2 separate regions of the Homo sapiens genome follow, and region 2 is linked to region 1. Evidence: chromatin contacts called from ENCODE Hi-C or POLR2A ChIA-PET data. All regions are on one chromosome and are shown on one strand. Each heading gives the region's core, a stretch centred on a gene start or an enhancer-like site at or near the end of the contact. The rest is flanking DNA. Distances are from core to core; before and after follow the strand shown.

Evidence for each region. Hi-C counts contacts between places; a loop is a spot of excess contacts on that map. ChIA-PET counts read pairs that join two places held with the same protein, here RNA polymerase II (POLR2A). Pooled maps may share reads with other maps.
Region 2: a loop to region 1 is called in a map of PC-9, with 2.3 times the contacts of the local background. The contact joins two enhancer-like sites. A Hi-C loop is called at or near these places in 7 of 168 maps with a recorded cell type or tissue (Caco-2, PC-9, aorta and 3 more), 1 of 37 single-sample maps with no recorded cell type and 8 of 50 pooled maps. POLR2A ChIA-PET finds 5 or more read pairs at or near these places in 4 of 52 experiments (Caco-2, H1, Panc1 and 1 more).

What each region holds. Positions count from the first base shown.
Region 1 is chr2:64,399,386-64,402,395 of GRCh38, reverse strand. The region is part of intron 1 of LGALSL-DT (LGALSL divergent transcript); the gene reads left to right. Among named protein-coding and RNA genes, the nearest start is that of LGALSL, 53 kb to the left of the region's middle. Within about 2 kb of position 1,480, at least 7 of the 41 ENCODE cell types and tissues checked have a DNase peak (open chromatin) inside an H3K27ac peak, as active enhancers do; they include PC-9, where a contact is called at or near this core.
Region 2 is chr2:64,361,173-64,363,956 of GRCh38, reverse strand. No RefSeq gene overlaps it. Among named protein-coding and RNA genes, the nearest start is that of MIR4433B, 22 kb to the right of the region's middle. RefSeq lists an enhancer at 1-53. Within about 2 kb of position 1,281, at least 5 of the 41 ENCODE cell types and tissues checked have a DNase peak (open chromatin) inside an H3K27ac peak, as active enhancers do; they include PC-9, where a contact is called at or near this core.

The sequences.
Region 1 (3,010 bases), core at 231-2,730:
TTTTAAAAAAATGGAACATATTAAATTGCTAAAACATTCCAATTCTATTTTGATACATTTAAATAGTGGCTTATAGTTATTCCAAAATGTTTAACTGTTAAAATGTTAAAAGATTTCAAATTTACAGTAAAATGTAACATTTTTCAGCTATTTAAACTCAAAATGAGATTTAAAATACCAACACAAAAATTTTAAGGCATCCCTTCAGAGTAGAGGAGGAAAAAAAAACTGTCAAAGGGGATATATAATGTTCCAACATTATTTTAGGGGACATGCAATGCAAGCAAAATACTTGAAGACTCCTGAGCTGGACAGCATTTGTGTTCTTTTCAACTCTTTGGATTTTGTGGATGGGGTCTAAGAGGTTACTCTGGTGAGTGGGCACTGCAAAGAGCAGGACACCTATCTCCAAATGTAAAGGTTCACTTACAACCAAGTCTCCAAACAAAACAAAGTAGAAACAAGCCAACAAATAAAACCCACCATCTCCTTCTCTTATACACACACACACACACACACACACAGAGCAGACCCCCCAAGCCCCCCAGTAGTTGTTCCAGTATAGGCCGTTCATCAACCTGTGAAAACATGAGCTTCGTTAGCAACAGGGCATGGTCTGATCCCTGGGAAATCTCTGGAGCTGGGAGTGGCCTCAAAGAGGATCATTAAAGATCAAAAACCCCACTTGAAGTTGTTTGTTCTGCTGCAGTGTAAATCCTCTTGGCTGAGCAGCCCTTGACAGAGTCTGCTGCCTAAACAGAAGTCTTAGACGGGTGTTTGGTTTGTTTTCTGTGGAAATCAAGGCAAAGGTCTGAGTTCCACATCTGAGTGCAGACCCAGGACAGTGTACACGGGATGGCAAAGTGACTCAAACTGAAAGAACTCAGTGGAAGCAGAAACTAGGAGCCAGAGGTGAGAACATAAGCCTCCCCACCCCCAAATGGAGAATATGGAGACATCCTGGGGACAGTGGCCTTTCCAGGCACGTAGAGGGTTCATGAGCTTGCATTTTGTCATGCATGAGGAGCCCAGCTTGCTTATATTCAGCTCTGCGTGGATTCCTCGTGCTGTTGTCCTACTCCAGGTGTCAGGAATAGCTCAGCCCTTCCCAGAGGCAGCAAGAGAGCAAGAAGGACAGAGGAGACTGAGCTGGCAGGTCTCTAAATGACCTCAAGTCACCACAGCCACTGGTGCTGAAGGAAATGGGAAAATAGTCTCGTGACCCAGCGAGTGCTTCCCATGCAGGTGAGCGCTGACAGTGGGAGACAGGGGTGTATCATCCTGGCAAGAGAGCAGAGGGGAGAGGAGAGGACTCCTCATGCTGTGGGAGCTGGAATCCTGGCTTGGCTGCCCTGAGTCAGCCTTCAATAGCCAGAGCCAGACCTCCCCTTCCTAGCAGGGCCCTGCCCAGATCAGGTGGCCGGGAGGGGCTGTTGCTCAGCCCTAATCCTGGGATCAACCCCAGGAAGTGGTAGCAGGACCCAGGTGGCCTTGGACCATTTCAAAGACTGGCATCAGATGTTTATCAGCTAGTATTTGTACAAGGCCCAGGCTGAGGATGCATAAGAGACTGTGAAAAATGTCAGGAAAGCGAAAACAGCTTTCTGTAAATAGGGCTCAGACCCTGGGCAAGGTGCTATGTCTCCCCTTGGGGCTTTGGTGAAGGAAAACGCAAACATTAATCCAGAGTGAGAGAAAGAAACAGACACCACCTTGTAGGAAGATGGAGGACTGACTCCAGGAAACTCCAAGAGACGGGATGCAAAGAGAGGCAGGGTCTGTGTTTTACTTTTTCTTTGAATGTTCTGCAGTCTGTCATCTCTGGAGGCCTCAGAACCTGGTGTCACATTACAGGGTGAATGCCAGGGACAAGCTAAAGAGAGGTAAGAACCCACAGCAGTGTTAATGGCCACTGTGGGAGAATTCTGGAGATCTTACACTATAAGGGACAGGGAAACATTCATACATTTAATAAACATTAAATCTCTGATAAAAACCTATAAAACCAATCATTTTCAACTTGTATTTTAATGTAACTCACATGACCTTTACCTACATGACTCACCCCTATGCACATTGCGAGATTTGGCCACAACTGTCAAATTTGTTTGCAATTCCCAGCTCCCAAACCCTAACTTCACCTCTTCCTCTCTAGCTTAGGAGGAAAGAAAGAATGCATGTAAGTAAGAGCATTGTTATTATAGGGTGACCTTGAATTGCTCTAATTCATTAAAACGGTGAATTCTTTGCAAAATTGAGAGATGAAGTGAGGCTGCATCTCTTTTATGTGTCCTGTGAGTTTGGCTCTAGCCTCATCTCCCCTCTGGCAAGAATGGCTTTCTCTCTTTCCCAGGGTCATTTCCCTGTGATGAGCCCAAGAAGTCCAGGTTACCAGGATGCTTATGAGAAAGCCAAGGGTCAGTCCTTGTCTCCTGGGCTACTGGAACCATCTCAGATGCATGCCTGGAGGCTGTGGGGCTCCTCAGCCCCTGCCATGCCCAGGGGGTCCCAGACCGCTGCCAGAGGCAGAGGGACTGGGGCTTGGACAGCCAGGAAAGTCCTTCCACACACTGTAGCTGCAGTTGAAATTCCACAGCCCCATTTGAGCCCCAGAGCTTGTCCTGGTCACTCTCACCTCCTCTACACTCCTGATGCTGGGACTTCCTTTGCTGCTGATCATGGAGTTTGTGGCTAGCTCTGGTCACAGCTAGCAGCCATGGTATATATCCTACTGACAATTGTCCTTTCAGCACAAGACACGGCAATCCCTGCCTTCTTTCAATGCTATGCTCAGCTAAGGAGCTGCCACTCAAATGGAATGGCAGAGCCACTTACCCAGGGCATGATCTGCCTATGAGAGCATGTGGGGACTGATCTCATGCCTACCCCTCACAGACTGAGGACCACAGTCTCCTTCTTCCCCTACCTTCCATACCCCAAGCCCACACCCAGTTCCTAACCCAGAATGGGTGACATGTCTTTCAAGGAGGTAAGCTCCTCTGAGTTACCT
Region 2 (2,784 bases), core at 32-2,531, 38 kb after region 1:
GCCAGGGCAGGGTGGGGCTAGAGGGGATCTTTTCAGGTTAGTCCTTGCTCACCTCCTGTGACTCTATCTCCTCAAGAGCAAGCTTCATGAGAGATGGTCTTGCTGGACACTATAGGAGGAAAAGAAGGAAGACAGGAAGATCAGGAAGGAAGACCAGGCTGAAGGGACGGGCAAACCACCCTTGACAGCTCTGCCCAGTATGACTGGGGTGGCTGTCCATCTGAGAATAAGAACTCAAAAGGCACATGGATGTTATTTCTCAATGGCAGTGACAGTCTGTGGGTCTCTGATCCTATCAGACTGTCCTCAGACAGAGAAGGAGGAGGTGAAAGGGGAAAAATACTGCCTTGTAAGAATGGGCAAAGACAAAAGTACTTCTAGGCAGGAGGTGAGAGAAGCAAGGTTGGCAGGGCAGAGGCTATCCTATAGTGAGTCTTGCATGCCTTAGGAAAAGGTGCCCATTCTGGGTACGGAGCCCAACGATCAAGAGGTGCTTCTGTGCAAACTTTAAACGGATGCAGTCCCATACCAGAATACACACTGTGGCAAGTGAGCTGTAGCTGAATTTCAGCCTCCACTCATCCCCTCAGCAGGGCATATTTGTGCAGGGTACAACCAACACCACTGTCCATGGTAGCCTTGAGGGTTGACTGAATTTTTACTGAGGGAATATAAATTTGTTGCTTTTCCCGAGTGGAAAAAAATATACACTAAGAACTCTATATTCCCTGCTGAAGATTTTCTCAGCCTACTTTGAGGCCTGAGCTTGGCTGTGGGGAGAAGTACCAGTGGAAGTTCTGACAGTGGGAGGAGGAATTGTATGTTTCCCATACAAGGACTGTCCCGTACTGACAGGAGGAAGCACATTCCTGGTTCATGATGGGTGAACACCCATGAATGGAGAATGGACGCCAGCAAAGACCATGCCTGGCATCGCACAGGGAGGGAGAATTGCCACAGCTTTGGGAATGAGGAAGAAGGCAGGAGACGGCATCCCTGCAGGGCCAAGGAAGAGACTCCCTCTTCCCAAAGGTAGAACAGCTGTTTCCCTGGGACGAGGCTGTGGAGGGAGGCACCTGCATTCCCCAGGCAGCAGGTCACTCTTTCTGTGCAGGTGTGGAGGAGAGAGTGGAGATGACTCAAGCAGGGGAGTGGCTCATTGCTGTTAGGCAGGTCTCAAGGCCCTGGGGTGCTTCACTTTCCTTCTCGCAGCCCCACCACTTTTTCTGTGACCTGAGCTTGTGCTTAGCTCTGTCAGGCTGCCAGTCAGTTCTTACTCAACCAGGAAAATCCATGAACCCCAGAGTCTGGCTGTACAACACCTGCCTAACCAGCAGGCCTGGACTGAGGTCAATGCACAGAAGAGAAAATACAAGTGTGTGTGTGTGTGTGTGTGTGCATGTGTGTGTCGAAACACGTATATGTATAGGGAGTGAATGGAATGTCCATGGAGAAAGAGACCTATTTTCTGTGGGTATTCTCCTGAAATCATCCTTACTTTAGCTCTGGGGGGCACAGCTCTTGGATGAGGTAACCCTGTGGAAATCACGACCTACTCTCACCTGAGTCTGCTGTGGTTTAAAGGAGCAGGAGTAACTGAAGGAAGAAAGGGCTCATATTCAGTGGCTGTCCTAGGTATGGGGTGAGGGCTCTTCAGGGGGACTAGAGGGGTCAGACTGTCAGTGAGGGGGCTGCAAGGCTGTGGCCTCAGGTCTAGCTCCATTGAGGGACAGAAGGCCCAAGAGGACCTGCTCCTCATCACTCAGCCTGTTCCTTCCCCCAAACGTCCTCCCTCCCCTTTTACCTACCCTTAGGAGCCAGCGCATTCCCCCTCCTCTGTTCCTCCTTCCTCACTAATTCTAGCCTCTCCTGTGCTTGTGATGCAGGAATGAGCAAGGGCTGAGGGCTGCAGTCCTGTCTCTGGGAGTGAGGACCACTGCTCACCCTTTCATGCTGACTGCCATCCAAGGCGCTGAGCGTAGTAGGCTTTCCCCTGGGGGCAGTGAGAGCCAGCTGTTTCCCTGCCCTATGGAATCGCTTCCTCTTCCTTCAGTGGTTCTTTGATCCAGTGAAGGCCCCCAGAGTCTCAGGCTGGCATGGTGCATAGTCAGTTCAAGTCAATTCAGTCTCTTTGAAGATGTCCGTGGAACTTCACAGCCACACTACATTAAGTCTGCTTCCAGGAGCTGACCCTGAGATAAGGGTTTGTGCACATGTGGTTATGAAGGCTGTGCTCCCACGAAAATCGCAAGGGAATGTGGACAGTGGAACAGAAAAGGAAAGCAAGGGGCTACCTCAGGTGAAGTCAGCAGCAGCCTGGCCCCTGAGGAGCTCTGGAGTAGAAATGACACCTTAGAGTTTGTTCCACCTTGAGGCAAGCGAGCTGAGTGTCATATGGTTATCAATCATTGGCTGCAGGTGGCCTCGAGGGTTCATACATTCCCAGCCTGTCTGCTCCTGAAGGGTGAAAGTGGCTCTGTTAGCTTGAGGACAGGACTGTTAGGGAGCCACAGGGGCAGGTTGTTCCCAGCAAAGCTCCCACAGCTGGCGGGGGTGGGCTGTGGGGAGGGTTTTGAGTGGATCTGGCCGGGGCACTGACAGAGTGTGTGGACGCGAAGGGCAGCTACAGCATCTCCCTTGGAAATCAGCCGGCGTGGGCTGGGGCTGGCAGCAGATGACAAAGGGCTCTGAAACTGTGGCAGGGAGGATCTGTCAGAGTGGGGAGATTGGGTAGTTTAGAGATCATTATGGGCATCCCCTATAAGACTTCTCAATATCAAGCTT